Linked DNA regions of Mus musculus: all the other regions are linked to region 1. Evidence: chromatin loops called from intact Hi-C (ENCODE). Cell type or tissue: left cerebral cortex. All regions are shown on one strand. Links, peaks and the distances in the headings refer to the core of each region. The heading gives the core; the rest is flanking DNA. Region 1 overlaps A830082K12Rik (RIKEN cDNA A830082K12 gene). Region 2 holds the start of Gm31946 (a long non-coding RNA gene). Region 3 overlaps Gm32067 (a long non-coding RNA gene). Region 4 has its middle 120 kb from the start of Gm25383. Region 5 has its middle 170 kb from the start of Gm32067.

Region 1 (6,464 bases), core at 824-5,823:
CAGTTTTAAGAAACACACACACACACACACACACACACACACATACACACACACCTCACACATCTCACACATCTGAACATTGTCACCTAACAGAATTTTAAGTAGTTACTGTCCTTCCTTCCCTGGATCCTAACATTTCTACAGCACTACTAAGCACACAGAAGGACTGAACACAATGGGAGAAATTTCATTTTTTTAAAGGCAGTTCTGACAAAATAGAATCAAAGAAAAGGTTTTTAAAGTGAAGTCAGGATCAGAGACTGAGCAAACACCTGGGCTCCTGGGTACTGGGTAATAGATCCCCTGTTTGTGTGCTTAGTTCCCCAACCTGGTGCCTGGGAAGCACATTGTGCCCCAGGTTTTCCCTGACTTTGAAGAAATGGCTAATGTACGGGAGTGCTGCGGCAGGGGTCACTAAAGCTATGCTAATTGTAAACCTAATTGCTTCAAGAAGTCTTGCCTCTAAACAGAGAGAACCCAGTTGATGGAGTCAGTCTGTTCCTAATAAAATGAAGAAGCACTGAATTAAATTCCCAAGGAAGGCACTATAAAAGTTTCTACAGTGTAACCAAATGACTTCACCTATGCTATTACCTCTGAGATGACATCTTTGAAAGAAAGCAGACCCCAGTTGGGCTCCATATTCATGAATTGGCTGTGCTTAGGCCTGTAAATCTGGATTGATTTAAAAAGGCTTCTTCATCCTTCCAATCAGATGAAGTCACTGTTAATTAGATGGGTTTTTTGTTAACACTGTCACTCTCTCTGTATTACCTGCTCACACTTGCAGCCCCACTAGTACAACATCTGGAAAACCAGTTCTGCAGTCAGGTCTTCCAACACTTTGGTTGGAAGATGGTGTTTCTGTTCCCCCATCCCATCCCTGTCTGGAGGAAGATGCTATTCAATGTATTGGTGTACAGTAAAAATTATCTTCCTAAACTGAGAGATCATAAAGCGACCTCTGGAAACACTCTTAAGATTTGGTATGCTATGAATGACACTGAAAGTTTGTCCGTGTCACCCTAATCTTCAGATAGATGCTTTAATGTATAGGAGGAGGAGCCCACAAGATAAAAAGACATTTGTCACCACGCCTGTCTACCTGAGTTCGAACCTGTGGAAGGAGAACTGAATCCTGAAAGTTGTTCTCTGACCTCCACACAATCCAGGCATGTGCACTACCACACACGAGGCGGGGTGGGAGGGAATCGATATTAAAAATAGAAGGCCATCATTAACTTCCACTAGCTCTTCTGCTTCTTAAACCCAGGATCTTCCTTAAAATGAAAATTCTGCTTTGAGGTTCTACAACCGTGCCCTCCTACGGGTTTTTCCTCCCTTCCAACACCATTGACAGGCATGTTGCATCTTCAGGCAGCCCTCAAGAGCTGCGAGGCCCCCAAGCTTTGGCCAACACCCAGGCAATGACTTGCAAAAGCAGTTTCAACCGACAGCGGGTCGACTGGGCAGCTTACACTTCCGTGGGGCCTATTCCTAGGCACTTAGCAAGAATGACCCGAGGTCCCAGTGAGCCCAGGGACCCGCACCGGGTTTGGGGAGCGTGCGCCACCCACCCACCCCCCTACACACACACACCCTCGGCCAGGCCACGGTTCCTTCCAGAATACCCCTGAGCAAGCTGCGGACTTTGTCATTGCAAGGGTTAACCTGTCGGTGGCCTTCAGTGCCACCAAGACCATGGCCTGTTAATGCCCTGCGGCAGCCTAGCACGAGGATCTCTAGCAGGAGACTCTGGCAGTGCTTGGCCGGGCACTCGCACTCAGCACCTGGTGATGACCCTGTGACAGAGGCAGGATGAGGACTTCCCTTGCAGAAGCAGCTCTTGGCAAAATGGAATTTGAGACTACAGTTTCCCAGGCCAGGAAGGGAAAGCTTAGTCCTCAGACCGAATAATTCGGCCCAAGGGCCTTCCTTTTGTGGGTTGAGGTTACACAGGAGAGTAAGGACCCTTGGCTGTGAGGAGAAGGAGCCTGAATTTGCCTACACCGAGATCGCAAGGATCCACCTCCCTCCACCCCACCCCACCCCGTGGACAAGGGTGCTCAGCAGCCAGGTCAGGGCCTCCCAAAGAGCATTGGGCCTTTGAGAGGCCTGGATACCCTGGCCAGAGCCGGTCTTCAGCCAGAACCCACCCCTCCCCAGCTTCAGGAGAAGGGTGCATCTGAGTAGGAGTCATCAGGCAGGCCAGGAATTTAGGCTTAGGACCTTGGGTGAATCGGGACAGAATCACTCTAGGTGAGGTTGGACAGCGACCCGCAGAAGGATGGAATCACGCCAAGAAAACACACACTTGGAATTAGGATTCTTAATTTCAGGTCTTGAAATTCTTGACCTTGAAGATTTCCTAGCCCCGCAACATATACTTCCTCCACAAGAGGATTTGGGGAAAGTCAGTTTCTTAACATTCTTTGGTCCCTGTTGTGTGTGCTTAAGGTAGACAATAGCTACAACTTAAACACCTGCGATTTCTTACAGCAACCCAATTTGAGGAGTGATTTCTCCTTCTGTGTGCAGTGCGAGTGTACCCTGGAGCATTAAGGTAATTCCTCTCGAAAGGGTGCAACAAGAGGTTTGCACAAACCAGCTAAAGTCACTGCTGCCCTTATCCTGGGCAAACAGAAAAGGAGACCCGATTATCCACCCCCTTTTCTTAAGGTGCTAGTGTGAACCTTACTCAGTCTGAGCCTAGTTAACATTCCTTTAACCCTAAAGATCCATCTGGAACTACGCAAAGGGAAATTGGGCCAAAAAAAGGGAAGCTACTGAAGAGAGGGTAGTTGAGCTGAGGTCCTAAGCCGAAACTGCTCAGGGTTTGCTTTGACCCAGCTTTGGGACCTGCCTCCAGAGCAGATAAACTCTCGAGTGTCTGGTCTCAGGGCTCTGGGAGCCCCGGACCTAGACGTGCTCAGGGCTGCTGTGTCCCAACTCTGCATTTGGGGGCGGCTTGCGCACACACGCACTCTCACACGGCGCGTGCTCCTCGAGACCTTCTAAGGCTATCCGAAGGACAGAATTCTGTGAGGTCCCGCAGAGCACCCACATTCGACCCTTACTCAGGCATCAGACCGGAGGGCGTCCCGGCCTGCGGAGGCTGGCAGACGTGAGGCAATCCAGAGCCTAGCAATGGACAGCATCTCCGGGTCTCTAGCTTCCTCACTGCCAATCAGACCTTCCACACTTGACAACCTTAGCTCACTAGGCTGCCCTTCCCTCCCAGCAGCTACTGGAAAACACTGGGCCGGACTGGCCTGAGCGCCGGCTGGCTCCCGAGAGCCAGGGCACTTAGGCGCTTCCCCAGGTAGGACCAGCTCAGCGCACTTTCCCAGCCTGACCCGCTCTTCCTCCTCCCACACACTCCCTACCGAGCGAGGACCCGCGGGTGTTTGGGGTGGTTGTTGTTCTTTTAAAAGTATATTAAAGGATCATTGGCGTCTCCCTGTCAAGTCATTACGCCTTTATCCCCATCAATTAAGCACACCTCAGAGGACTGCTATTAAGAGCTAAATTGAGCTGCAAAAGTAGGTATCCCGTTTCAGGCAGATGTTGTTATCTCCCGCTGAGGCACGGCCAGCCGGGCTCTACCTCCGCTTCCCTCTACCGCCCTAGTCAAGCTGAACGCGGCTTCCCGCGCGCAGCGAGGAGGCAGAACCGGAGGTCGCAGCCAAAACAACGCGCCGGTGCTAGGAATGGACTCTAGCCCATCTCAAGCTCTGTGCAAGTCAAGAAGTGTCTACAGAGTTGAGTAGAGGACGACGCCAAAAGCTAGCTGAACGGGTTTCTTTTTTCTTCTTTTATCTTTTTTCTCAGAGAGGTGGGGAATATCTGTTAATAGCTGGCTCCCAGCTGGGGATGCAGGAGGAGGAGATTGCGATAGAGAAAGCAAAGGAGTCAGTGTGCCTGGAAGTCCGCTACTGGGTACTCCGCTTCCTCCTCCAGCCTCCCCAACCTGCTTCCTGGGTAGCAGGTCCCCTGAATTGTAGATCAAAGCGCGGTGCAGTGGGGATGGGGGATTTGAAGCTACAGAATCCGGAACAGAAGGGTGCGTTTAAGACAAAGGAAAAAGACTTGGGACTCCTGTGGCCTTCCACCCAGATGTGTCTTTCCATCCTTTCTCAGTCCAGACACTTTAAGGCACCACTGTCGCCCGCAGCTGGGAGACCTTGGAGCGCTAAGGAAAGAAACAAAGGGACATGGCCCTTACTGCAGTTACAAGGTTTCTTTCGTGACACTATCCACAATAAATTAAGCCAAGGCTAAAGGAGATTAATTTCCCAACATAATCCAATTAAAAGATTTCTAAACTAATCTTTTACGGAGAAAAAAAAAACTTAAAAGATGTACGGTTAAGGGGGTGGGGAGTCTGGTGGTGATGATAGTGATTTATCTCCTTCACACTGAACGCAAGCAGAGGACGTTTGCTCTTCATATGCAGTTTGACCAGAGCACCGGTTGGCGTTGGTGTCTCCAGTCCAACCTGAGCCTTCCAGAATCATCTGCCACACTAACCTAGGCCCCATCACAGAGTGAAAGGACTAGGGTTACTTACAAACACTGTAGACTTTTTAAAGTGCTATTAGATTTATGGTCTCTTTGTCGACGCCCATCCAGAGTAATTAGCACATATGTTCTAAATAGATGATAGTTTTGTGAGCAATAAAGCAATTACCCATCGTTGGAGCTGACAGTTCCTCCGACTAAACTCCAACCAGCAGCTAATTGGAAAAGTCATTTCAGCTACATTGTCTGCAATTAGTCCTGCTAAACTACTACACCCCAACTTGCTGGTTTGAGGTTAATTTATTCAATGTTGAATTTGCGTGGACAAGTCTTTGCCACAAACGGACTTGCCGTTTGCTCCCTCTGGACTGCACCCAGGAACTAAAGGAGCAGGTGGGAGGGGCGTAAACAGGTGATATTTGGGGGCCAGGATGTGAGGGAGGGTGCCTTATCCAGTCGAAACTTCAAGGTCAGTGTCCATCAAGCTGAATATCTACAGAGAAAAATTGTTGCTTCTTCTCCAGAGCAGTAAGTAATAAGAGAAAAGCGTCAGTCTGGGCTACCAAAACCTTCCATTTATTTTTTTTAAATCAAAATGAAGAGGAAGCAAGTGGGTTCTGAATTTCACAGCCACCCAGGACCTCCCCTACTGTCCCTAAGAAGTAAATGTAAATCAAATAGCACCCACCCAAGAAGAGCCCTGAGTCCTCATCTGAGAGAATCGGCTTCTAATTCCCAAAGTGACTCCAGGAAAGAAAAGGCCAGAAAGGTCAGGATGCCTGGCTACTGACCCCGACCACTCTTAGCATAAAGCTACTTCCCCCTTGAAAATGGGATTTCTTCATAAGTTTAACTTTCTTTTCTTTGTCATTTTCCCTTTCACCTTTTTTCCTTGCTCGATCTTTTTCTTCCTTCTTTCCTGAAATTAAACCCAATCGGTCCAGGATATATGCACATTGAGTGGAAACAATGTGTTAAACGTTGGTTTGACACCCCACCAGTACTTCCAAGTATCCACGGCTAAGCTTCTTCTACTTCATTTAATCTTTAGTGGACAGGGTTGCTCCTGTGCTTCTATTCATCAGAAAAACCCGAGGAAATATGTCAGTTGGGGTTCAAAATCCTGGGCGGGAAAGAGAGGCGTTAAAGAGAGATTATTCTGCCCCCACCCAGCCTCCAACTTTTGAGCTGCAATCTCAGCAGGCCGGTAGCAGAAGGGCCGCTGGAGCTCCCAGCCTCTACAGCCAAGGGTATCTATATCAGGGAGCAGAGAGGCTGGCAGGTTGACATGAGAACCTGTAGCCCTGGTAACAGAGCCTTCCCCTAATGGAATTTATAGCAGTGTCCTCGGCTTAGAATTCTGCTTAGAAGAACATGAAGGGGGTGCTTCCTAAGAAGGGGAAAGGGCCATTGCTTTCAGTCCTAGGAAGCAAATGTCCCTTTCTGGATAGCTATTCATATTTCTTTTTAAAAGTAAATGTAGCAAACCAAAAGGAAGGCACACTGAGTCCTATTTGAGTCAGTCTGAGTCTTACTAAAATATTTCTAATTTCAAAATAATAATTTGTAAACAATTATCAGTTTCAAGGATTTAGAGATATAAATGTAAAGGAGGAAAAAGTTTTAAGCAACTTTGAGTTGGGCTCCTGCTTCCCACTTATTTATTGTCTAATCGAATTTGAAGCAAGAGAAATTGAAAGTAAAGCTTGGTACCACTGCATCCCGGCTGTCAGAGCAGCCTCACTCTAGGAGAAACCTTTCTACTAGATGACTTCTGCCTGAAAACAGAAAGGAAATAAGGTGACTTTTTTTTTAAAGGCTGACAATTGAGTTCTCATGGACTTGTGCTTTTATAATGCTGAAATGTGGCCAGAAATTGAGTGCAAGGAAAAGCTTAAGGGAAGACCAGTTAAAAGTATCACCCAATGTGCTCTCCAATTAAA
Region 2 (6,464 bases), core at 609-5,608, 220 kb before region 1:
TTTCTCTAAGGGGCTTCAAGAGTTTGCTTTTTACAGTAATGGTGACATCCCCTGCAGTTTTATTTATACTATTTATTAGCCCACCAAAGCTTTAGTTCAAGCACAATGCAAAAATAAACTTTAACCCAAGCCCTGCCCTCATTTTCATAAATTCAAAATTTAGTGAGGTCCAAGTTAATGGCTTTTAGTGTATATGGAAAGAGTTTAATAGTCACTTAGCCCTGCTCTGTCTCCATTAGCCAATCTAAAAAGCCTCATGGGGCGAAGGCAAGGAGTGACCTCAAACTTTAATAGGCAAGGAGTGTCTAGAATTTTTTCTTCAGCAAAAATCAGAATATAAAATTGTCAATCCATAACAAAAAACTGAAACCGACAAGTTTAGGTGTTCTGTTCATCAATTAGAGAAAATTAACCTAATTAGATGCCATATTAAGGATTATACCAATGGAGAATCAGCAATCATAAATAAAAGTCCATTTCGAATCTCTTTGGTGTACAGTGAAATGACTTAACACAGCCAGACTGCTTGGCACGTTCCGTGGCGATGTGTAAATGAACATATCACGTGATTGTGTGATCATGTGATCATTCCTGGCTGTTTAACAGGGCCGTCTCTGCTGCTTTTGCTACTTTTTCTAATGCAGATATGTTTCTATGTATACCCTGAGCGGAAAAGTACACAGGATGTGACAGTGCATCAAGCACTTGTCTGCAGTCCCCTCATTGATCCCACAACTGGAAGTATATAAGTCTCTCTGACCCAGGCTGCGAATATTCAGGATTAATCATCTGCACCTTTGGATTGGAGTGCTTTTAGAATTCAAAATCCCACAACTTTCTCTTGACAATACCTTGCAAAGAGCCTCCCTACAAAGAAACAGGTCTGAGGCACAAGCAAAGCAAAGCAGATAAAGGGCGGCCCTTCTTGTCTTTCAGACCTGAGGCTCTGAGACCTGAGGCTCTGAGTGAGGTCCTTTGAGGTCAGGCAGGACTCTCAATAGGTCTTTGGCTTCCTAGTGTTAAGCCATCCAGGGTTTGCTTGGTCTGTTTGCTACAGAACTTGAGTAGTAGGTGGAGCTTGAGTAGTAGGTTTGCTGCCCAAGACCTGTGGAATGGATTAATCCTTCATAGCCCCTTTATATAAAGTATTCATTTTTCTCCTATGAAGTGTACAATATTTTAACAATAGTTTGATAATCTCTCGTCTTCTGCTTTACTGCCTTATCAAGCAGGCACATCAGGCTATCACCACAGGACTCAGCCTTGAGTTTTACTTCCAACTCATTTGGCCAGAGCATCGTGACTACAACAGTCTGTAGTGTCCTCTTTGAAGAATAAAGATGGTGGAGTCAGATCTCTGGTGTTTCCAAAGTTATGGCAGGAAGAGAAAGTTGCTTCCGGTGAGTCAGGACAAACCTCTGGGCTTTCACAACCCTTTCCAACCAATGAACTTCTGCTTATTAATTAGACAGTTAATTAAGCACTTGAGTTTTATGTGAGATTACAGAAATTCCATTTAGAAGACTCTAATAATATCAGAAATTAACTAAATCAAAAGTGCTATCATGTTCACTGCACGAAGCATAATACATGAAAAAGAATAATAATAGTTAATATATGAAATAGGATAGATGGAAAAGCCAAAAGCAACCTACTGTTGCTGACTGAGGGCAGGGTAGGAGGTAGTTTAATAGGAAAGCTAAAACTCATCTTCTTACAGGCTACATAACTAAGCCATCTTGGTAAGACAGGAAGTGTGGCCCTACCCTTAGAGATAATGTGTGACTTGGTGAGAAAGCCCTACTTCGTGGAGAAGTGGGGTGACATTTACTTGAGCTGGTTCAGGCAGTCATCACCCTAAATGGGCAAGGTACTCCCTTCCGGGACAAAGAGTCAAGGCAGCTGAATCCAGGCTCCAAACTGTTAAAGAGTTCTTTTTAGGCTGGGCATGGTGGTGCACGCCTTTAATCTCAGCACTTGGGAGGCAGAGGCAGGTGAATTTCTGAGTTCGAGGCCAGCCTGGTCTACAGAGTGAGTTCCAGGACAGCCAAGGTACACAGAAAAACCCTGTCTCAAAAAAAAAAAAAAAAAAAAAAAAAAAAAGAACACCCCCCCAAAAAAAAACAATAAAAAAACAAACAAACAAGAAAAGAGTTATTTTTAATTTCTTATAAGGAGCCCAACAACACCACAAAACTGACAAACGAAGAGGTGGAAGGAACTGCAGCAAGAGTCTACACCCTGCAGAGAACCTGTGGCCTGCCAGGGTGGAGATACTGCACACAGAGTGAGCAGCATCAGAAGGCTATCTGTGTTCCCACCCTGCTGTAGGTTTGGGGACTTCATCCAGAACACAGACCTGCAAAACATCAGAAACAATGCCTACTTGCCAATGTTTTTGTCGAGCCTTAAATCTTCAGAAATGTTATAATTTGGCATCTACAAGACATTGTTTAGGTTAGTGCTTGTGTATATATACATAATGCTTTCTGTATCGTTTAATCTCTAGACTCAGGTTTCCATACTCCTTTGTCTCCAGGAGCTCCGCAGAATCATTTTATTTTTCCCTAAATAAGAGTGGTTTAAGCTTGACTGGCCTTTTGCACTATTTTGTTCTGGATACCATTATACCACATTCTCAAAGTCACAATGCAGCATAAAGTAAAAGCCAACAGACCAAATAAATTCGAGGAGAGATTTATGCTCTAAAAATCTGGCTCCGGACTTTTGTCTGACAGTGACTAAACTTTCTCACTGGAAACACGTCTGGGGAAAGTTCCCACTGCTGTGTTTCGTTGCCAGAGTATCAGTGGCCGCGCTGAAGTTCTAGAAAGACGACAAGGCCCTTCTGCTGAACAGATCTCCCTGAGTTAAAAGAAATTTGAAACGCTCCGCACCTTTCAACAGCCCCCAAAGTTATATGCTTTATCAGATTTTAAAGTTACTCCAATCCTCCTTGTGGTTACAAGCTTCTCTGCCCCCACTATCTTCACAGCCGCTGCCCTCTCCTAACTAACAGGTTTTGACGTCATTCGGGCTTTGCAAACTGTGTGCTACAGCCCTTGCTCAGGCTTCCCAGCTGCCATTAAAGTTATACTGCATTTGGTTAAGTGTGGAGGCTGGCACAGCAGAGGATCCATAATGGTGATTATCATGCAAATCAGCCTCCCGCAAGTCAGGCTCCTCCTTGGAGGCCTTGCAGCTTGGCTTCCCCCAGTGCTGCCCCATTGTCCCCAGGATAAAGCTAACCGCTCGCTCGCTCAGCTACTGACTCTGGAGGACTCCGAGACAGTTCTCCTGACAGAGATTAGTGGGCAGCGATGAATCTTTCACTTGTGGTAGAAATATGATTTTATTTAAGAAAATAACCATCCATAATTGGGCTTCTGTCGCTTTAAATTTTAATGGGTAGAGTACTGTGGAGGCTGAAGAACTTTAAATTACGGCTTTCAGAAGCTTCTCACTGAATCTTTCAATTATTCTCTGTAAGTACTTTCTCAAAGCATGTGCCACCATGACATTGATATCACAATTCAAATCTAAATTCAAAACTGACTGCAAGGCTATGAGCTATGCGCTGGCGTACGGGCTGACTCGTTTTATCTCTGAACATCTGACGAGGCGAATCAAGAGGCGCTCTCTCAGAGCCCAGCCAGCTGTTTGCCAAATATTCAAATACCCTGGCATGCACAAGAGCCTTTCAGATTTCCCCACATCAAAATTAACGACGACCTCCTATTTCCCCATTAGTTTCTGGCTCACCTCCATCCTTTCTCATAGGCCCGCCTGCCTCACTCTGCTAAGTGCTGCTCGATGCTCGCTCACCTCTAGGTTCCTGGCTCCAGCACTGGACCCAGTGTGTGCTGCAGGATGTGAGCAGTTCAGACAAAACCACGGGGAGCAGTTTTCAAGCCTGTGTTTCCTTGAAGTAGATCTGAAAGGGTGGCTGGACTGATACTTCTGCAGTCTGAATATAGATCCAGAGAGTGCATGGCTCTCCTTAAACGGCATCATTAAACTGAAACAGAAAATGGACCTGGAAAGACCATACATAGCAAGGGCATTGGGAAAGGCATTTCTTTCTTCTACTTCGGTGTCTTAACGTCCTTGTTACAAACCCACTTTCTTTCATTGTTTTAATATCTGCATATTAAAGCAAGCCACCAAAATGAATCCATTTAATTATTTATAGTTCTAACTGTAGACTTTCAATTATTTCAAAATGTGTCCCTGACCTCAGCCTATGCCATTTCTTGTTTACAGCTGTAAACAACTAAATCCAGCTGCTCTCAAGAGCACAAGGAAAGACACTTCATCTCCTCCCTCACATGTTAAAGGTCCTGAAGCAATTTTCCTCAGCAAGTCTCCCACGGGACAACTAAGAGGAGGCTGTGGATTTTAAAGTATGCTGCTGCACATGGGGAGTTTAAGGCAGAAACGACCAAGGTACCATTGACGCAGGACAACAGCCTCTGTCCCTATGGCTGCCTGCATTTCCTGAAACTGGACCTCAAATCCAGGTGGAGCCGGGCCAGGCCTTTTTTATTCCTTCTTGGAAAGCCACTTCTTGACGTGTTCGTTTCCTGTGATGTGTTTATACTTGGGCAGAAGGGGCGCAGCAGGAATGAATCCAGGGCACACTGAGGGGGAAGCTGCTCTCCCAGGAACCATGAATGCCAGATGTCAAATGAACCAACTTGTGCTATAGAGAGTTCGCCATGCAGGATACTAGAGATGTCAAATCATGTATGAGAATTCCTGACATGGGGCCTTTTTTTTTAGCTTATGTAAAACTAGATGGGGAAAAAAATCACTAATTTTAAAATAATATCAACAATAAAAGAAGCCGCAAATTAAAGCATACAAATTACCTGAGAACCAGAAAGGCCAAAAGTGTTCCAATTCTGCCACGGAGTGTCTTCCCAGGTGCCCTGCGTATTACAGGCCACCATTTCCTGAAACAAGCCCAGACACAGCTTTGCCCTCAGATAGGAGCTGGCGCACACAGAAAGATGATTCCTACGATTCCTAAGATACTGGCCATGGAGACAGAAAGAAAAGTTGTTAAGACTCACATTGGTTTCCAAGACCAAAACAATGCAATTATAACTCCCGTTGTGCTTGAATATTTAAGGCTTGTGAAGTGTTTCCAACACAGAGCAGTTGCACAGATATCTTTTACTCAAACCTGCAGTATGCTCTTGTCTGCTAAGCAAGAGATCTTCATGAGCCAGCTTTGATGATGGGCTAATCTCCACACTTCAGGATTTCTATGCACAAAGAGTGTCTCTCACCTATAGAGCTTCTCTCCCTCTCAGAATGATCAACTCTCAGAATTGGTCTACTTTTACTAATTCCTCTTTCTCCTTTCTGCTTTCATTTCTCGATAAGTCAAACAGGATAAGAAGAAATATGTCAAAATCACCTGGGGGAGATCGCTTCAGCCTCAACCCCAGCCTGGGAAACACTACCTACATAATCCACTCATCATTTCTAACTAGAGGAAATTGTATTTCTTAAAAGATGGGGAAAGAAAGCTGAAACTGTACGGACCTCCTGTAGCAATGATATCACTTGTGCCTAACACTTACCTGCCTATATATGGATGACTTCAAAAATAATATTTGACCCAGGCTGCACATATCCAAGTGCCTAAATAACTTGTTCTCAGATGGCCTACGATCTCCAACTCAACAAACACAGCATCAAAACCATCCTGTGTGCTTAGTTTCTCCACTCTTCCTTTTCTTTGTTTGTTTGTTTGTTTTTGTTTTTGCTTTTTTGAGACAGGGTTTCTCTATGTAGCCCTGGCTGTCCTGGAACTCACTCTGTAGACCAGGCTAGCCTCAAACTCAGAAATTCACGTGCCTCTGCCTCCCAAGTGCTGGGATTAAAGGCATGAGCCACCATGCCCAGCCTCTCTTCCTTTTCTTGACAAGATCAATGTCTACTCAGTGACCCCTTGCAGTTGGGCCGGTCATCTCATCTGTATTTACCATTCTTCTCCTCAACAATCCGCCACTCCCACCCCACACACATGAACTCTGTCACCACATCTTCCTCCTCCTTCCTCCAGGACACAGGATCCATCTTCTATCTCTGCATCTAGCATATCCCATATTCCCCCTGGGCCTCTAGAGTAGCTTCAGCTTCAAACCTAGTGCCCACACACTTGGGATGCATACTAGGACTCTCCACTCCTGATATACAAGGTTATTTTGATAGCAGACAGACTTTAAAAATATTTATGTATATAATAGAGTTAGAAAAACAGAGTTGCCACATGGAAGATAATGCCCATTAAACTGTCTTTAAAATATAAATCTTGGTATAAAAATTAAACAATTAAAGAAAAACCTTTTAGGTAGTTTGAATTTTTTTTTCTTAGAAATTTTCTTCATTTATATTTTAAATGCTATCCTGAAAGTCCCCTATGCCCTCCCTGCCCTCCTCTACAACATACC
Region 3 (6,464 bases), core at 901-5,900, 310 kb before region 1:
GTGTCAGATCCCCTGGAGTTATACATAGTTGTGAGCTGCCATGTGGGTGCTGGGAATTGAACTTGGGTCCTTGGAAGAGAAGCCCTTAACTTCTGAGCCATCTGTCTAGTCCTAATTATACATTTCTTAGATTGGATCCACTCTATATACAGCATAAAATTATACTCAGTCTTACTTTGGTGACTGATGTCAAAGTAAGGTATTACTACCTATGATTGAAATGTAAAAAGATGTCACTAAAGCCAATTTTGTGACCTTTAGACAAAGATGTATTGAATGATTTAAAAAGCCTGATACTGAACAAGCCATTAAAGAGAAAATCCTTGCAAGTATAGCAATACTATGGAATTTTCTACTTCTTGAGTTTGGGTTTGACTGCAGGTAGATGAAACTGGATCAGTTGATCATATGAGCAATTTGTAGGTGGTACTTTTAGTCAAACTACACTTTTTCCATTCCATGGCACTCCTGTGTGTTGATCTACTGTAACCCTTTTTCAACCTTGCTGATGGAACATCAGAAATTCTTTCAGCTTTTTAAAGTGTTCAAGATAGAAAATTTTCTATAGATGACATGAATAATAGCACCTGCCTAGTTAAGGAGCTAACCTCTAGAAATAAGTAAAAAAAAAAAAAAAAAGACTTGGTGGGAACATGTCTATACATATGATGCTGCTACCTGGAATAGTCTGCTGACTTCATTTTCTCAAACTCATGTTACATGTCATTCCACAGCAACCTTTTCTGAAACCCTTTCAGTAATACAACCATTTTTGAACTCTATTCCTCAGTTACATTACAAGTGGCTACATCTCTCTATGTCTCATTGAGACATATAAAGGATTCTCAGAGTTGAAGTGACTTGGATTTCCCTTTTAGACTCTATAACAGTCTCTTTTATAGCATCTACACTGTCTACAGCTTTTGTGTTCTCATAACCACAGATCAGGCTTTATTGCGAATCATGTCCAATCATATCCTAAAATTCATCATTGTACAAACACATGCATTCCATACATACTCTTTTCATGAGTGTACTAATATAGGAACACACACACCACCACCACCACAACAACAGCAACAACAGGCAAAAAGAAACTATAGCTTTCATGAAGACTATCCACATAGTTCAGATAACACAAGCCGGGGATATAATCCCTTGAGTAAGGCTAATAAAGTGAAAAAGAGGCAAGTATCAAGCACCCGCACACCTCTGCAGTGTTTCACAATGTCTCTCTGGAGCCATTCAGTGTAACAGGCAAATCTGCTTTTAGTGTTGCAGTTCCAGAATGCACTATTTTAGATTTATTCTTTGTCTACTTTCCACTTTTCCTCACTCTTACATCTCAGACTGTGGTCTATAGTAAACCATCACAGTTATCTTTTCTTTTCTAAGTAATCTATGTAAAGACTTTGGAATTAATCTATAGCATTCTATAATCTGGAGCACACTTGGCTTTCAAGATTCATCTAGTAGAACCACATACTCAGTCCTTAAATGCGTGCTCTTCATCATAGGTTATTTGTTCAGTATCAGTTGAGCATACTACAGAGCTTCCTTTGCTCCTACTTAAGTAACAGATGGTCCCTAGAGACAGAATATAGTTAATAATCTACATTAGTACTTAACCATGCTGTGCTTTGGTAGGCATAGTGAAAAACTGCACCCCTATATTTTAAGTCACCCGGGTTTATATGCTCAACGATGCTAATACATTGAGTCAGGCGATTTCTTATCCTTTCAAGACATATTTGTGATAAAATGGGAAACACTTTATTTTAACCAAACCTCTGAGAAGCGCCAATTACAATACATTTATATGAACCTATAAAAATATACTTATTTATCCTACTTTACCTAAAAGACACACATCTGTTCCTTATAATTGTTTGAGCTTTTGAGACAGAAAATACAAACAAGAGAGGAAAGGATAAATAATTCCATGCCATGGTCAAGTTGCTCTCACTGATCATGTGCTCATCCTTTCCCTCACTTGTGTATCTCCTTCACCAAGTGAACATCAGTGTGACCATTTTGCAGGCTTCACTTCATTTGCAAATATAAGTTTTGAAAATCTTGACAGTTCAACATCAATGACATTAAGTTATACACACATAATCATTAATAATTATTCTTTCAAACTGAGTTAATATTCCTGTCTGACTACATGAGGAAGTTGGTAGGAAAGGCTCAAAAGGCAATTCTTCTGAAATAATCAGAACCAAATCAGGATTGAACTTTTTATAATTGATGTTCTTTCATACCAACAAATTTATGGGAATGAAGATTGAACTGGACGTTTCTCCATTATGTATTGTATTGAGTTGTTCTTTAAATTATGGAATTATGGAATTAAATGTTCAAAAATGAAATTTTTTTGAGTTGCAGTGTCCCTGAATCAAATGCTGTAAAGATGAAGCAGCTATGCTGTTATGTCTGTCAAAGTCTTCTAGCTCTACTTCACATTTGGCGCTTTTATATTTGTTCTTCTATTTCTATTTTGTTAAATAAAATGTTGGGACATATACCAAGAAACACAGATTGTCCATAGCAGCATAAGACTTGGGCTATGGTTGGAAATAATTTAAATTAAACATTACATGAACACTGAAGAAGTTTCCAGCTTCCCAATTTAACTTGTGAATAAATTATACCCTCCTCAAAAAAAAACCCAGAAAAAATGTAATACAGGAATATTATACTAAGGCATCTAGGAATCTAAATATATGATTGATAGATAGATAGGTCTATATATGAGTATAAATTAGACTTAAAATGGATAAAAGTTAAATATATTCTCATTTTTAACAAGAAGGTTACTAAATCTCTCCAACATAAACTATCAAATATAAAGAATTCTCTAGAATACAAACCAGGCTTTAAGAATCTTATCTAAAATACAAATTATGTTTTTAAAAACAACTCTAGCCTGAAGTATCCATCCCACAGCCAGGTAAAGAGCATTTGATAGCAAGATGTCAATAATTGTGCAATGCTTTTCTAATTGGGCAACTAGAAGTATTCTTTTTATTCCACAGTTCTGCAAAATGCTGTGTTGCTTATCAAGTTTTAAAATAACTGCCTCCGTGTCCACATTTTGGCAGTTATAAACTATGGCGTGACTAGAACTTTGCTCATGTTACTTTGGATTCACAGGCTGTGTCTAAATGTAGCCTCTGACTTGGATTGCTGCACACAGAATCCAGCCAGACTGGTTGTAGAGGTCTTTGTAAAATGTCGAGATATCAAAAACAACCAATTATTAAAGCCTTTTTTAAATCTATAGACCTATACACAGAGGGTCTATAGACTGAGGGCCAACATATGACACAGATTGATAGGCAATATTTGACTCTGATGTCACTCTTAAAAATCACTGACAGTTAAAACTGATTGGAGGGTTTCAGGGAGTGTATGTTTTTAAAATCAGTCTTGACCTGCCTCTGGACTGCCAGAGAAGTCTCCTGAGAAGGGTATCTGCTACCTGGCTCTGATCTTCTCTATAGGAACGAGACACCAGAAGGAAAAACAAACAAACAAACAAAAAAAAACCACAAGACCAATAGGAAAATATTAAGAATAACTTTATTCTGATTACTTATAAAACATTGACTAAGCGTAAAACTGTGTAGAAAAGAAGAAATTCTCAAAAGATGTTTAGAATGATGTTCATAGTGTCCATGCCTCTGAACCATCAGTGTGCATTGAAGTAGAGAGGAGCGTCTTCCTTCATAGGAAACAGTAGATTGAGACAAATTTACAAGTAATTTCTACAGAATGTTCTGGGAATAAGTAGTTTCAATCTTATAGCTGTGCTCCAGAGTGCGTGCAAAGCAGGGAAAGTAGAGCTACTAATTTTGTGTGGTTATATTAAACTTTGAAACCAAACTAGACAAGGACAGTGTGGGAAAAAAAAGAGAATTACAGATCAATCTAATCCATGCACACAAATTCCAAACACTCCAGTACTGTATATAAAGTAAACAGCAATTCAACTTCTATCAAGAATGCACTTTCCAATTCAACATGAAAATACCTTGGAAATCTTTACTCACACAAAAATTAATTAATTAATGTGGGACAGGTACTGTGAAGATGGCTCAGGCGATAAACTATTTGCCTTGCACACATTAGCACTCACATAAAAGCCAGGTGAGGTAGTACATGGTACTTGCAATCCCAGCATTGAGGCAGCAGAGACAAGAAGATCCTTGGGCTAGACCAACTGGGGAAGTCCAGGTTCAGTAAGAGACTGTCTTAAATAATAATGTAGCCAAGAGTTGAGGAAAACAACTGATGTAAACTGTCTTACATGCATAACCCAAAACACTCATGAGCACACAAGAGAACACATACACAGACCAAAACAAATCCAAATGAACAACTCAAACACTTTCTTGGATCTGTAGATAATAAGGTGAGAGACAAGCTACAAAGTTCAAACAAGTGACAGAAACAGCAACCAATGGTGGATAAGCCAAAGCAGAAGTCAAAGGAATCATGACCTACATGTAAAACTAAATGGTGTGGGTTTTTTTTTTTTTGGTTTTGTTTGTTTGTTTGTTTGTTCGTTTGTTTTTTACATTCTTTGTGAAAGAATGGGTATAGATAAATATGAATATGAGGAAACCCCAGAGGCCCAAATTGATTGACTGATTGATTAATTTTACTTTATATATTTTTTATTGTTTTTTTTTTTTTTTTTTTTTGGCTTCCTCTCCAGGAGCCCTGAACCACAGGAGGTTATAACATTAGAGATCAGAAAAAGTTCCCTTTGTGCCTCTGGCAAGGAGAGTGGAAGAGCAAAGCCTTCAAAAACATGTCTAAACACCTATTTTAAAAGTCCCTACTCTCTTGGGTTGCCTTGTCAAAATAATCAACTTTACCACAGCTTTCGAGAGGAATTCCTCCATTTCAGTTCTCCCAGCCTCTGTTTTATCCAAAGAGGTGGCAGGAGAACAGAGATGTCTTCAAAGAAATATATGTGAAAAGTGGCAACCAAAAGGAAAAAGAAAAAAAAAAAGCAGACCATTTCATTGGAGAACAATACTATGTGTACAATCTACAAACCTTGTGAATTAACCCACTAAAAGATGGGATTTTTTACAAAATACTACAGAATGTTCCATCAAACTTTCAGTATAATAACAGCCCAAAATACCAAAAAGGTTAGCTTTGATACACAGGTTGTCTGGTGAACAATATTATACAGGCAAAGGAAGAGAAACAAAAAGGTGCTAGAGGAGTCTGAAGCCTTTGTACTCATAACTACAAAAATATGAAGCATGGACATAACCAAGCAAGAAGAGCACAAACCCTTACACTAAACATATATTATATTAGTTTCTATTATCTGATATAGTATGTCTAATATACAACAGAATAAAATTACAGACATGCCAGAAGAGCAAAGAAACACACACACACACAAAAAGAGAAAATAGATCAATAACCATAGTGAAGCCCAGTGTAGCACAGACGTCACAACTGACAGACAAGAAATTAAAAGTGACTATTGGTAACGTATCAAGAGTGATTTCTAATAGAAAAGTAGACATTATGAACATTTAGGTGGATAGCACAAGCAATAAAAATGTTGATTGCAAAGAAGAGTCAAAAAGCAATGGCTAAACATTATATAAAGTAATCGAAATGAAGGTGCCTTCAACTCATCAATACATTGGGCATAGATAAGGAGATAATCATAAGATCTATAAAAGTATGTTGATGGAGACAGCATCAGTAAGCAGGCAAAAACTGTAGGACAATTTCAAAATGTTTTTAAAAATGGATAATGACAATACCAGAAGAAATAATTATCTACAGTATTAGTAGGACAAACCTTCTCAAAAGTGTCAGGAACCAAACCACAGAGCCAGGAAGCTCAAAGATTGTTCAGCAAAATTTTCTTTTGAAAATACTGACAAAATTAAAAAAATAACTGAAACTCAATATATACAATTTTTTTCTTTTTTATTATTAAAATTGTATTTATTTTTATTTATATGAGTACTGTTGCTGTCTTCAGACACACCAGAAGAGGGCATCAGATCCCATTACAGGTGGTTGTGAGCCACCATGTTGTTGCTAGGAATTGAACTCAGGACCTCTGGAACAGCAGTCAGTGCTCTTAACCGCTGAGCCATCTCTCCAGCCCAGCATTAATCTTCTTTATTTTTAAATACTTTTTATTAGATATTTTCCTCATTTACATTTCCAATGCTATCCCAAAAGTCCCCCATACCCTCCCACCCACTCCCCTACCCACCCACTCCCACCTTTTGGCCCTGGCGTTCCCCTGTACTGAGGCATATAAAGTTTACAAGTCCAATGGGCCTCTCTTTCCAGTGATGGCCGACTAGGCCATCTTTTGATACTAAAACTAGTTCTTTCATGCAAATCACAATGATGCAAAGACTCGTAACAGTAGCAGTGGTAATTTGGGGAAAAATTCAGTCTAATAT
Region 4 (6,464 bases), core at 542-5,541, 1.1 Mb before region 1:
TGGTGACTGTATATGGGATAGAGCCCCAGGTGGTGCAATCTCTAGATGGTTTTTCCTTCAGTATTTGCTCCACACTTTGTGTCTGTATCTCCTCCCATGGGTATTTTGTTCCCCCTTCTAAGAAGGACCAAGTATCCATAGTTTGATCTTCCTTCTTCTTGAGCTTCATCTGGTCTGTGAATTGCATCTTGGGTATTCAGAGCTTTTGGGTTAATATCTACTTATCAGTGAGTGCATACTATGTGTGTTCTTTTGTTACCTCAGTCTGAATGATATTTTCTAGTTCCATCCATTTGCCTAAGAATTTCATGAAGTCATTGTTTTTAATAGCTGAGTAGTACTTCATTGTGTAAATATACCTAAATTTCTCTATCCATTCCTGTGTTGAAGGCCATCTGGGTTCTTCCTAGCTTCTGGCTATTATAAATAAGACTTCTATGAACATAATGGACCATGTGTCCTTGTTATATGTTAGAGCATCTTTTGGGTAAGGACTGGTATACTAATGGAGAGGTTCAACTTTTTGAGGAACTGCCAGACTGACTTCCTGAGTGGTTATATCAGGCAATGTTCATTGCTATTTTCTGTCCAAATGAGATAAGGAAATCTATAGTAAAAGAAGAATATGCAAAGAGCTAATTTTTAAATACAGCACAAATTAGGCTCTGAATAGAGATTAGAACAAAGAAGAACAGAAGAATCAAGATGGCATCGAAATGGATGACACTGATCAATTGAGGCACTATGAATATAAAGAAATATTACTCAGAGTGAGCAAAACTAGAAACTTCCACAATGTTCCCTATATTTCCATGCACATACTGTTATTATAAGTAATTTTTAATGAAATCTTTCTTAGATGAATCTAATATTTCAAGTGTAGAACCAAATGATACATTTCTTCTGTAGAGGTTATATTTCAGGAGACAAGTGAAAACTCTAGAAAGCCACAGTCCCTAACAAGTACGAGCGCCCTCCCCTGCCCCAAATACTCTATTCATGTGTGTGTGTGTGTGTGTGTGTGTGTGTGTGTGTGTGTGTGTGTGTTACATATCCAGCTTCAGTATGAGGGCTTGTGGCTGGTCTTATTGCATATTATTGTGCTGTGTTCAGTTGCTATCCTTGGGAATCATAGTGATCTTTTTTTGAAGAAAAACAGAGTATCAGTGGATATATGGGAGAGGGGGTGTATAGAGGGAATTAAAAGGAGAGATACATTATATTTATATATTGTTTCTTATGGAATTAAAGCTCAAGAATATAGCAGCTGTACTCATCAATATTATCTTCTGACTGAAACAGGCTTTCTTTTACAATATTCTCTGAGCATCAGTACAAAAATATTTGTCAAAGTAAATTCAGTATTCGTTCTTCAATTTTGGTTTTCACTATTTTTAGGTTTTCTTCCAGTTAAGATCCATGAAAACAGCCCTCATGTGTTTCATATATTCATGCATGCTAAATTGTCTGAATAGTGTCAAACACATCTTAGTTACTTGGATAAATACTTGTAAAAGTAAAAGTTCCATTTTCAATTGTTACTGATTTTCACTTTTCTGCTTTCTATTCTGTGTATTAGGTTTATGTCAATTTCCTTTACAATATCATTACGCATAGTTGATTTAAAACTTGGAGATACACACACACACACACACACACACACACACACACACACACACACATATATATATATATATATATATATATATATATATATATATATATATATGCTTGAGTGCTTAAAGACTAACTCTGTTTCCAGTTGCTCTCAGGAAGCAGAGTAAGATAGATCTCTATGATTTTGAAACCAGCCTTGTCAACAGCTTGTCAGAAAGGAAAAACAAAAGTCAAACAAACAAGAACAAAGCCAACCAACCAACAAAAACCAAAGAAAAGTTCTTTTTTGTATTTAGGTGGCCATCTTTATGTTAACATATTTATAAAATAATAGTATTGTCTTAAAGCAGTATAGTTACTTACAACAGGAGAAAGAAATGGTTACCTAGGATTTTAGGATCACTCATATTAAGGAAAACATTGCTCAAAGGCTTGTTTTATTAACTCAAATGAGAATTAAAGCCTCTGTTCTGATGTAACGATGGCTTCCCATGTCCAATTCAAATTTTAAACAAACCATATGAAGCTTTGAAGATGTACACAGACTTTGCAGCAGTTATTGAGACAGTGGTCACTGCCTTCTCTGAAGTATCTGAAGTACATTTTCTTTTTTCAATTCATAATTATGGCCAGTGGATAAATATAAATAGATAGATATAGCTTTTAGATATATCAGTTCAGTAAACAACTGTGTCGTGAAACCCCAGCGCTCGTTCAGGTTTTTGTTTGTTTTAAATTTTTATCCTGTTATTCTTTCTTTGTTTTTCTTTCTCTAATTTTCCATTGCACAATAGATTTCTGGATAAATTCCCACTAGAGTTTCATAACTAGATTTAATAAAGCTGCTGAACTTTTCACCTTTGGCCAACAAACTTAAAAACTCTCATAGTATCTATTGCATTTAATTTTGGGAGAGAGGATAGTTCTGTGTCAGACATGTTAATGACAAACCTTTTAGTGTATATGAGCTTATTTGCATAGGTCCCTGTACCATCAAACAGATGAAACTGAATTCTTTGCTTTTTCTTGAATTCTGGAAATAAAGTTAGATGCTAGGGCTTTCTAGCATGTCTGCCCTCATTCTGCTCTTCCATTGATAATCTGTCTACAAATATAAATCTTGGTATCAACTGCCAGTGAAAAATAATTTCTTCATAAGTAGACATCAGATTTTTCAGTCTAAAAGGTTATTTTGACTGTACCTTTACCTCTTAAATCCATCCTGTCTATCGCGTATGCATGGCCTGCTATGTTGCACAGGCATCATTTCTAGGAGTAGTAGTCAAGCACTGAGATGCATTTAAAAATATTAAATTCTAAATCTTAGAATGTATACTTTGTGCTGCTTTGTGCCATTAGACACCTAAAATCTTCACTCTAAGCTTTGTCCTTCCATAGGAAATTGAAAAACAGCCAGACAGTCTTGCCTTATTTCTGGGCAGAAAAACTTCATGTGCAGTGAACACTAGAGGGGGAGCTTACCCATCAGCAGAGGAGTCTCCAAGCCCTCTAACACAGAGTCAGAATAACTCCAGAGGACTCTGCAACGGCAAGCTGAGATCTGACTCGCCATGGTTTTAAAGGCAAAGGTCAAGAATCAGAGGCAGTTAATTTGTTGTCCTTTTCTAAACAAAGCAGGACCTCACAGTAGAATTGAGAGTTTTAGTTACTCTTCAAGCCATGTTACAGAAAAACTTTGAATCCTCTCTGAAGCACTTTTAATTTAAGGGATAGGATTAGAGAGCTTTATGTTTTCCTTTTTCTTTTCTTTTCTTTTCTTTTCTCTTCTTTTCTTTTCTTTTCTTTTCTTTTCTTTTCTTTTTTTTCTTTTCTTTTTCATTCATCTCTTGCTAAAACTGCCTGTCCTTTAAATACCCAAGGAATGATGGATAAATTACCAAAACATATTGAAAATTTTATGCCACCTGAGAAATAAGCATCCTGATTATTAGGGTCTAATAAGAAATGAGTTGACTCAGCAATTAGACTTTGGATATGACCCACACACCCTTCTCCCATTTAAAAAGCTCAAGATCTCTTGCTTTGGAAAGGAAATCATATACTTCAACTATTCCCTTCTCAAGTTTAAGGATTTCCAATACTCTTGAAAATATTATACATCTCAAATCTTCAGAATAATGAGTTAATTTGCTAAAACATGAGCAAATTAAAATTTGTGAAATGGAACATTTTAAGTAGAAGTATTTAGTGCAATTTCAGTGGGAAAATTGTAAGCTCATATTTCATTTGTTATTACTCTGTTTTTCCTTGTTAAATCTTGTAATAAGTAACATAAAGTTTTACATGACCAAACCGTTTTCCAAAAAAGGTGGGGGGGGGTATAGAAAAAATTAACAAAAGTAATCAGAATCAAAACTACTTTTCTCTGATGTCACTGAATAGCAAGTCTAAACCCAACAGAATATCAAGTTGTGTTTGTAGTGAACCAAACACATCAACCCACACCAGCAAATTTTATTAAGATATTTACAGTATTTATTATGAGTCTTTTGAAAGATGAACAATCTAACCATGATGAGTTTGATGTTTGAAAACATAGCAAATTTTAAACTTCTTTTAAACACTAGTAAAAAAAAAGAAAGAAAGAAAAAGAAGAGGAGAAAAAAACCTTTAAAATCTTTTTAGATGGATAATCTAAGTGCAGAGACAACAGGTGCTTAATTTCAGTTGGAAGCTCTGCAGATGAGTGTCAGAAATCAGATCTAACCTACCCCTAACATTACTTTACAGGAGTAGAAGGAAAGTTAGTATTTTCCTCTCCATCAATAAGCAAAACTGGCCATTCCTCTTTGTCTTCCAGAAGAGTTCAATGAGGCACAGTAGGCAACCACTGGAGATTGGGGAAACCCTGCAGAATGCACCAGAGATCTGGGAGGTGAGAGACTCTTAGGTCTCAAAGGGAGAGACCTTAGATGAAATGCCCAAAAGTAAGGAGAGGGAATTTATAGACCTCACCTCAAGCAAAAAGACAGGGCATCAAGTGAGGGAGGGAGTTGCCATCCCACACTCAAAACTCCGACGCATAATTGTTCCTGTCTGAAAGAACTGCAGGGATGGAAATGGAGAGAAGTCTGAGAAAAAGAAGGTCCAGTGACAGGCCCAAAGTGGAATCCAGCTCAAGGGGAGTTTCTAAGGCCTGACACTATTACTGAGGCTATGGAGCACTCACAAAAAGGGACCTAGCATGACTGCCCTCTGAAAGACACAACAAGCAGCTGAAAGAATCAGGTGCAGATAATTTGCACCCAACCAAAGGACAGAATCTGCAGACCTCTGTAGTTGAATTAGGGAAATGCTGGAAGAAGCCAAGGAAGAGGGTGACCTTGTAAAGGACCAGCAGTCTCAATTAACCTCTACATTTGAGATCTCACAGACAACTAGACCACCAACCAGGCAGCTGATGTGAGGCCCCCAACACATATATTGTAGAGGACTGCCGGGTCTAGGTTCAATCAGAGAAGATACATGTAATCTTCAAGAGACTGGAGGCCCCAGGGAGTTTACAGGTCTTGTGGGGTGGGTGGTGGGGATATCCTCGTGGAGACAGGGGCGAGGAGGAGGTATGAGATGTGGAACAGTCTGAGAGTGGACCAGGAGGGGAATGAAATCTGGAGTATAATGTAAAGTAAAGTAAAGTAAATAAATAAATAAATAAAAGATTGAATAGAATAAAAGACAAAAAAAAGAAACTTTTAAATTTCTTTTCTGACTTCTGTAAAGCTTTCTTCAGAGCTCTAGTGAACGCCAATTACTCACCTTCCATAAATCCGAAGGTAAATCTTTCATTAAGCACTCTTATTTACAAAACAGAGAAGCAGAGGAATGCTGTGTTGATTACGACTGTACGACTGTAGAGACAAATCTTCCAGGATGCTCAGTCAAATCAACTTTGAAGAGTTGATATGGCTCGAGGAGTGACAGGGAACTGCTTTTCTCATTCTTTGCCCACAGAGACCAGGACGCAGTGCTGCATTATAAAGCAGCAGTGAGCTTTGTGCTGTGAGAGCACAAACTTAAAGCTGGAATTGTGCATGAGTTGACCAAATACAAGTTAGATTTACTTCTATTGTCAGTACCAGAGCAATTCTCCCTCTCAAGAACAATGTCTATTAATTATGTGTCTTCTTATCATAGTCCTGAAGCAGTGGCTCGTTATTTAAGAGCACTTGTTGCTCTTGCAGAGATACCAGGTTCAATCACACATGAAAGATCACAACCATTGTAACTCCAGTTCCACACAATCCTATGCCCTCTTCTGCCTTCTATGAGCACCAGGAGTACATAGACAGAAAATATACAATCAACTAAAATTAAACAGAGCAGCTTATATTTAGTAATATATATTCATATACATGTATGTATATTCATACACAAAAATGCATGCGATAACGATTAATGAAAAAGAAGTAATGATCTTAAAGAAATCAAAAGTAGGTATGTGAAAGGGTATACAGGTTTGTGGAAAGGGAAGTGAAATGATGTAAGTGCATTATAATTTCCAAAATAAAAGAACTAATAAAAATAAAACAAACCTTTGAGATAAAGAGACAATACTTGACATCTGAAGCTATTAAATGTTTCAGTTAAGTTCTTTCAGTTAGGGCAGAAAATAGAAGGTAAATTGGAAGTGGGTTGATCTGTGAACAAACCTAATTTTTGGAAACTATCTCTAGTGTGGGTGTGTTCTGAAGCAGTTACTTCTAACATAATCTAGATATACATGTTTCTGAAACATTTTAGTTTTCAGGATTTTCTTCACTTGTATTTCCATATGACTTCTATCCTTTAAAAACACATACATATTTCTTTTAATTCATAAAATTAAT
Region 5 (6,464 bases), core at 667-5,666, 450 kb before region 1:
TTGAGTACTGTGGCTTTCCTGTCATGGCTAGAAGATACAATATTGAAGCAGACTTCCTAGTCCTGTGGCACTTTCAGTCTTTCCACCCCCTCTTCATCAATGTTCACTAACCATTAATTAAGTGGAGAGACTGTGCTGTCGATGCTGATCCCAAAGAAATCTAGTCTGCCTGAAAAGAGATATTTTTGCATGTTTGGAGTGTACTAGGAAGACGACTCTAAGATGGAGTACCCTGAAAATGGATTTACTTAGTGTGTCCATAGATCAGCAAAGGTGAAAGAGAGGAAATTGTCCTTTGTACAGGGAAAAGTCAAACTGGAATGAAGGCTCATAAGTTTCAATTACTTCCCTGCGAGTCTGACACTGAAAAGGCACTGAGAGTTAAGTCAAAATAGATGATAATCAAAAATCTATAAAAGTAGTCATATTGTTGTATGACATTCATGCAGTTACATCATATGTAGATGATATGTTCACATGAAACTAGGTGAAGTTTGATCTAATGGTATAAGTATGTTACCAAGGCCCAGTTTTCTCATGTTTTTCAGTTTTAAAAATGATTTTATTTTTATGTATTATATTACATTATTTTATTTATATGTATATATGCTTGTGTGTGTGTGTAAGTACATTCACATGCCTATGCCACCAGAGGTCAGAAAATAGTGGTCAGATCCCCTGGAACTGGAGTCACAGGCAACTGTAGGCTATGGACTAGGTGCTAGGAACATACCTCCAGTCCTTTGAAAGAGTAAATAGTGCGTGCTTTTGATTGCCAAGCCATCTCTCCAGCCCCATTGTTAGGCTCTCTATCCCCCTTCTCACAAGTTCATATCCTCTCTCAGGAACTTGCCTCAAGTCTAGATTTGGAGGATCAGTCGTGTCATACTTCCTATTCTCCTACTCCAGCTCCAGTGGAAAAGGAGAGCAAACGATGTTTTGTAGCCTCCTATGAAAGACCAAATGTTTTTCTAAAGTACATATACTTTTACATTCTTCAAGGGTCTTTATAGTGTGCTCATTCTTGAGCAATCTTTTCCAGTCTGGGTACTAGACTCCGGTTACCAGTATTACTCTGGGAGGATTAATGCCTACAAAACACAAGTGGAATAATTTGCATAGGGAAAATATGCCTGAAAAAATAGATGTCATAGATGATATGCCACAGCCAAGCCTAGTACATTCTGGCTGCAGTGAGCTAAAGCAAAGGCACAAGAAAGAGATGTAGTATGAAGGGCACCTCTCAGAACACACGAGCCCTTTGGTGGCTAATAGCTTTGAACACAGATGGACTGCTGGCCCTGCTTACTCACTAAGTCCTTTTTTATTTTACCAATGAGTAAACATATCTTTATTTCTTCAAATTAAAAACTGAAAGAAATGTCAAAAACTGGAAAAAAATAACATTTTAAAATTAAACTCTATTAAAGAAATGCTAGTTCAAAAAAGACATAATTGGGCTCTCTAAAACCTGGCAGCTCCCAAACGCCAACAAGTTTTTCTCTTCGCAAGTCTGTTCTCAGCCATTCCAAGAAAGGAACAGAGAAGAACAGAGCTGTATCATTTTGATGACAACCCACTTCTAATCCACAGGATCATATGCCTTTGCACCCTGTTCAAAGGAAACTTGGCCTAGAAAAGAATTAGTTTCATAACAAACCAGCCATTCTGAGAATAGAGGTGAGAAGGGATCGGGCGGAAGACTCTGAGACGGTGGAGAAGAGCTTCGGCTTTAATTGCCAGTTCATCTGCAGTTTCACAGGCATTCTTGGTGACCAAAGAGGCTGAGCAACTAGCTCCTCAAACTCTCCACTCCTCAGTGCGAAATGACAAATCAGTAAAATCTTGGTGTTCATAAATACACTTCACACACACACACACACTCACACACACACACACACACACACACACACTCACACACGCACACACGCACACATGGAAATGCTTGAGTCACAGAGACAGGATAAATGCAATCATTTCAAGAAAAATAGATTACTAGGAAAGGTCAGCATCTGCAAGATCATATACATTATCCACATTTAACCTTACGTGTGTGGTTGCGGGACATGCCAACATCTCTGTCAAGTACCCAGTTATATTTGCTAATGATGTTTAGAGAGCTATAACCCAAGGAAGGCTGTAAATTAGGAAGTCATTATAAAGCAAAACAATGCAAAATAAATTTTCATCTCAAATGTTCATATTCAATTTGTATTTCTGATTAAAAGACAGTCAAAATAGTTTAGAATTTAAAGATCACTATTTAAGAAGGGATAAAATTTACACCAAATATACACACATACCCAAAAAACAAACAAATAAACAAACGCACTTAAGAAGAAGCAACATTTTAAAGGGCTACAGAGATTATTCTTGCTGCAGAATCAAATCTCTCTCCTATGAGTGTGTTTGAATGGTCCTATTCCGTAAGCCTCCTTTAATTTCTCCTTCTCTCTCCATGATCTCCTGGTAGTTACCATTTCAAACAAACTTTACATCTAAGAAGTTAGTGCTGCTAATGAAGGAAACGGTAGTCATGAAACTCAAGCTGGAACAAAGGGGGAAAGGGAAGCCTACTTAACTGTATGGGTTCTGCTACAGCTTCTTGTGGATTAAAACCCTGCAGGTAAAAGGTGTAGAATGCTCCCTTTCTCGGTGCTTTGGTGATGTAAGCAAGAAGGCACAGCAAATTAATTCATCCCTATCATTTCTCCTCATCATCCTGTCACCCACCAGGCCATGTCTGGGAAGCAGAAGACATGTTCCTTTGTTTCCTTTGATTTTTCTCTCATTTCTGTGAATTTAATTTTCAGTGTGAGCGTGTGTCTGAGCTGGGGCAGACAGATTGGTGCAGGGTTTCTTAAAAACAATTTTTTGCTCCATCAGACACAATATATTCTACTGAAAGGGAAGAAAGCACTGCACCCCAGGGGAAAAGTTTCCCCAAAAGTTTGTTCCCTCAGAACTTTAGAATGGAAAGCTGTGTCCCTCTTGGGTGATTTAATTTAATTGTTATGTTTGTTAGCTTTGTTCTAGGAGAAATTAAGCAACCATCAGAGGCACTTCATAGGCAAACACCACTTTTTGGTAGACAGAACACAAACTAGGAATTGGAAAACCAAAAAAAGAATACTGGCAGTGTCGTTGGTGACTTCATCTCCACATGCCTGAAGTTCCTGTTTGCAAAGGGAGTCTAGCTCCCACTCACTGCTTCTCTCTTGGAGATGCTGTCAGGACTCATAGACTCTGGGTTTTTTGCTCTGATTTTTTTTTTCTTCTGAAAAGGAGCAGAAATTTTTAATGTCGCAAAAGGCACATCTTGATAAGTTTGAAGAAGGCAACCCAGACATGATAGTGTGCTCCATTTGATAATTTCAAAGGTGATACATAGTCTGTGCTCATAAGAAAGTGATAGCTCAAAACATCCAACACTAAAACTAATCACTGAATATGTTAAATGTCAAGGTGTGTAAGAGAATAGAGCAAACTAAGTTAGGTCGCAAAGGTGGGAGTTTCTAGAGGATAAAGGCACAAACTCCAGATCTCCAGCCTGAAACCAGACTTCTAGCTGAGTTACTTTAAGCAAATTGCTCAACTTCTCAGTGCCCCAGTTTCCTTATTTGTGACAAGAAGAAAATAGTACCTTCTTCATAAGGAAAACCTATATCCATATAAAGTGCTTAGAGCAGCTAGTTCCTGGCACATAGTAAGTAGGATTGTTGTTATTATTAGAATGTGTAAGATTGTTGGGGCAAGAAGGAGCAGTTCTCCAGACAGAGTGAACACATTAAGTACAGGGGACAGAATTAACACAACAGGAGCCTGGGAAGTGTGAGAATGCTCTACTCCTAGCACATAAAGGACCTGGCAGATGAGGCCGGTGTGGGAACTTCACAGAGGTCTTTGCTGTGAAGACAGGCTTTATTTTACATACAATGAGGAGTTGGTAAGTGATCTTAGATTCAGAAGCAATATGCTTAGATTTGTGACAGTAAATACTTAAAAGAAAGTGCTGATGGAGTGTGGAAAACTGTTGGATGGACACAATGATCACCCTCCAAGTACCCACACCTCTTAATGTCTTTAGAGCTTTCCCCACCACGGGTAGTTATTTAAACTTATTTAAAACAGGCGAACACTAGACTTGCTTTATCTTCTAAAATGCAGTGAAACTTCACCATGGCAGTTCTAGTCTTTGACTTTAAGAAAGATGTCATTCTTTCTGTTTCTCAGAATCCTGCTTCCCCCTCCCCTCACTCTGTGAGCAAGCCCAAGTTAGCTTACAGGAAGATGAGAAAACACAGGAAGCTGAGTCAAGCTATCCACCTGAAACCATCCTAAACCAACCACTCTTTTGTGTTTTACATTACTAAAATTTTGCACACATTTAAACAGCCATATGCTTATCATCTGATAAGAATTTTAGTGGCAGAGTTCAAATAGTGCTAAATTACTCAACATACATGACACTGTAACAGCATAGCCACTGTGTTAATACTTTTTATTTTCAGAGAAATCTGCATTTTATAGGGTGTGAATGATGCTTCTTATCTTTAAGCAAATATTGATTTAGTTTAGGGTAGATATTAGTATTCCATTTTATAGAGAGAATAGAGACAACCATATCACACAATTGAGAATAGGATAGGGGTGTGGAATTGCTGATATCCAGTATAATTATTTAACTGTATCACTATTTTCCAGGGAAAATAAACAATGTCATTTGAGAGTTTTCTATGTCCTATGGACAGTGGCAAATACTAAGCCAGCTAGACATAACCCCTGTTTTTGTAGAGTACTAATAAAGGAAATAGGGAGGGAGTGGAGGGCAGTACCAAACAATGTACTGAGCATCAACAGGGCAGAAGTACACAACACTCTCAGAACTTGGTCAAACAGAGAAAAAAATGTCAGTAGAACCAACATCTATCCTGAAATCCAAAGACTGACTGAGAACTATCAAGTTTATCAAGTTCACATAAAGTAACCCAGGAAGGCCCACAAGATGTTATGAATGTACACTCAAGGAACATTCTTGAAACTGGAAGTAATTGCTCAAATTTATAAGCTTTTCACATATAACAGGGAGAGAGAGAGGAAAGCTATAGGCATTAGCAGAAATTTGACCATATAGGAATGCTTTAATCCATTTTCTGTCACTGCTAGCACAGTTCCAGACACCGGGCAAATGATAAAGAAAAGAGGTTTATTTTGGCTCATGGTTCTGATGTGAGGTCAAGAGGCCACATCTGGTGATAGCCATCTTGCTGACAAAATGCCAGGGTAGTTCAGGCCTAAGCAAACTAATGTTTGACTTTTTTACTTTTATAGAAGGTCCACTACCAAAATAGCACCTTAATCTGTTAATCATATGTGTATACTAACCCATTCTTTTGGGAGGAGCGCTAATCACCTCTTAACATTTCCTGGTCCCTTCTCTTAATATCTCATAGCAAGAATCAAACTTCAGTGGTAGTTTCAGAGTGGACAAACCACATAAACTGTATTTAAGCCCTCCAAAGGACTTATGGAAATACTTATGCCAGTATTTTCAAGGCAAGGTCATGAGGCAGTGAGATTTGCATTTCAGTAAAATAACCTTGACCTGGAATAGAGACATAACTAAAGGAAAGGGGATCAATGAGGAGAGGATGAGTAGATGATTAAAGAAGCTATGGCAGAATGCAAGAATAGGATAGTGTGACCCTGAAGTGGGGTAGGTAATAATACAGATGAGGAGGAAATGAATAGACATAAAATATGTAGGAGACAACCCCAAGGAGTTTGGTGTCTTTATAAACAGGGCAGGTTAAAACTACCCTTGATGTGAGCTTGGAGAGATGAATGGATGCAATGCTTGTCACTAAGAGTAGGAGGCACAGGAAAGGAGTTTAAACTTAGGGAATGTTAAATCTACTTTTAGACCTATGATGCTCTGGTGGCATAGCCCACAGCAGATGTGGACTGCCTGACAAGATGTGAATAATTTCTTCTCTGTGGTCTCTTGAAAGATTCTGAATACATTGAACCATGAGTAGATGCATGCTGGAATTGCCATTTAGCAGTAATGCTAGTGAATAACTGCATCTTCTTTTTGTCTCTTGATCTCTTGAAGTGATGGGAAAAGATTTAGTAAATTAATCACTTCCATTTCTACTACATATCCAGGAGGTCAACTAAATTTTACACTAACATTTTCCTTATCAAAACTTCTAAAAGGTCAGTGAACAGATATGAGTATACTTCACCTTAAAAATTGAAAATAACTGTAACTGTTAGACCCTGTCTAATCAGCAGAGCTACAGAATTAGACATCTAGACCTCTTTCCTAAAAAACATTCCTTCTTTCATCAAAAGTGATAAACTATGGACTTGGCAAATGTGGTGGTTTGAATGAAAACTGGGTCCCTAGGCTCATAGGGTGTGGCACTGTGAGAAGCTGTAGCCTTGTTGAAGTAGATGTG

The links. Hi-C counts contacts between places; a loop is a spot of excess contacts. Peaks named below come from ENCODE experiments on the same cell type or tissue, not always from the same donor. Only the 100,000 strongest peaks of a DNase experiment are listed, where the experiment ranks them.
Region 2: a loop joins it to region 1, with 3 times the contacts of the local background. A loop is called at or near these places in 4 of 42 quality-filtered maps.
Region 3: it touches region 1 in a loop (5-fold over the local background); 2 of 42 quality-filtered maps call a loop at or near these places.
Region 4: it touches region 1 in a loop (6-fold over the local background); 5 of 42 quality-filtered maps call a loop at or near these places.
Region 5: a loop joins it to region 1, with 8 times the contacts of the local background. A loop is called at or near these places in 5 of 42 quality-filtered maps.

The regions. Positions count from the first base shown.
Region 1 is chr13:78,207,318-78,213,781 of GRCm38, reverse strand. The region is part of intron 1 of A830082K12Rik (RIKEN cDNA A830082K12 gene); the gene reads right to left. Among named protein-coding and RNA genes, the nearest start is that of Nr2f1, 12 kb to the right of the region's middle. In left cerebral cortex, for the core only: no CTCF peak of the experiment used is centred there; a DNase peak (open chromatin) is centred at 3,724; H3K4me3 peaks cover 3,288 bases; H3K27ac peaks cover 4,882 bases.
Region 2 is chr13:78,424,603-78,431,066 of GRCm38, reverse strand. Gm31946 (a long non-coding RNA gene) reads right to left here and starts at 4,115. Exons shown (of 3, transcript XR_382671.4): 1 at 3,763-4,115. In left cerebral cortex, for the core only: no CTCF peak of the experiment used is centred there; DNase peaks (open chromatin) are centred at 2,841, 3,162 and 3,652; H3K4me3 peaks cover 1,303 bases; H3K27ac peaks cover 1,632 bases.
Region 3 is chr13:78,517,057-78,523,520 of GRCm38, reverse strand. The region is part of intron 1 of Gm32067 (a long non-coding RNA gene); the gene reads right to left. Among named protein-coding and RNA genes, the nearest start is that of Gm32067, 37 kb to the right of the region's middle. In left cerebral cortex, for the core only: no CTCF peak of the experiment used is centred there; DNase peaks (open chromatin) are centred at 2,531 and 3,126; H3K27ac peaks cover 1,414 bases.
Region 4 is chr13:79,282,338-79,288,801 of GRCm38, reverse strand. No RefSeq gene overlaps it. Among named protein-coding and RNA genes, the nearest start is that of Gm25383, 120 kb to the right of the region's middle. In left cerebral cortex, for the core only: a CTCF peak has its summit at 3,088; a DNase peak (open chromatin) is centred at 3,104.
Region 5 is chr13:78,653,668-78,660,131 of GRCm38, reverse strand. No RefSeq gene overlaps it. Among named protein-coding and RNA genes, the nearest start is that of Gm32067, 170 kb to the right of the region's middle. In left cerebral cortex, for the core only: no CTCF peak of the experiment used is centred there; DNase peaks (open chromatin) are centred at 2,606, 3,158, 3,736, 4,213 and 3 more places; H3K27ac peaks cover 4,680 bases.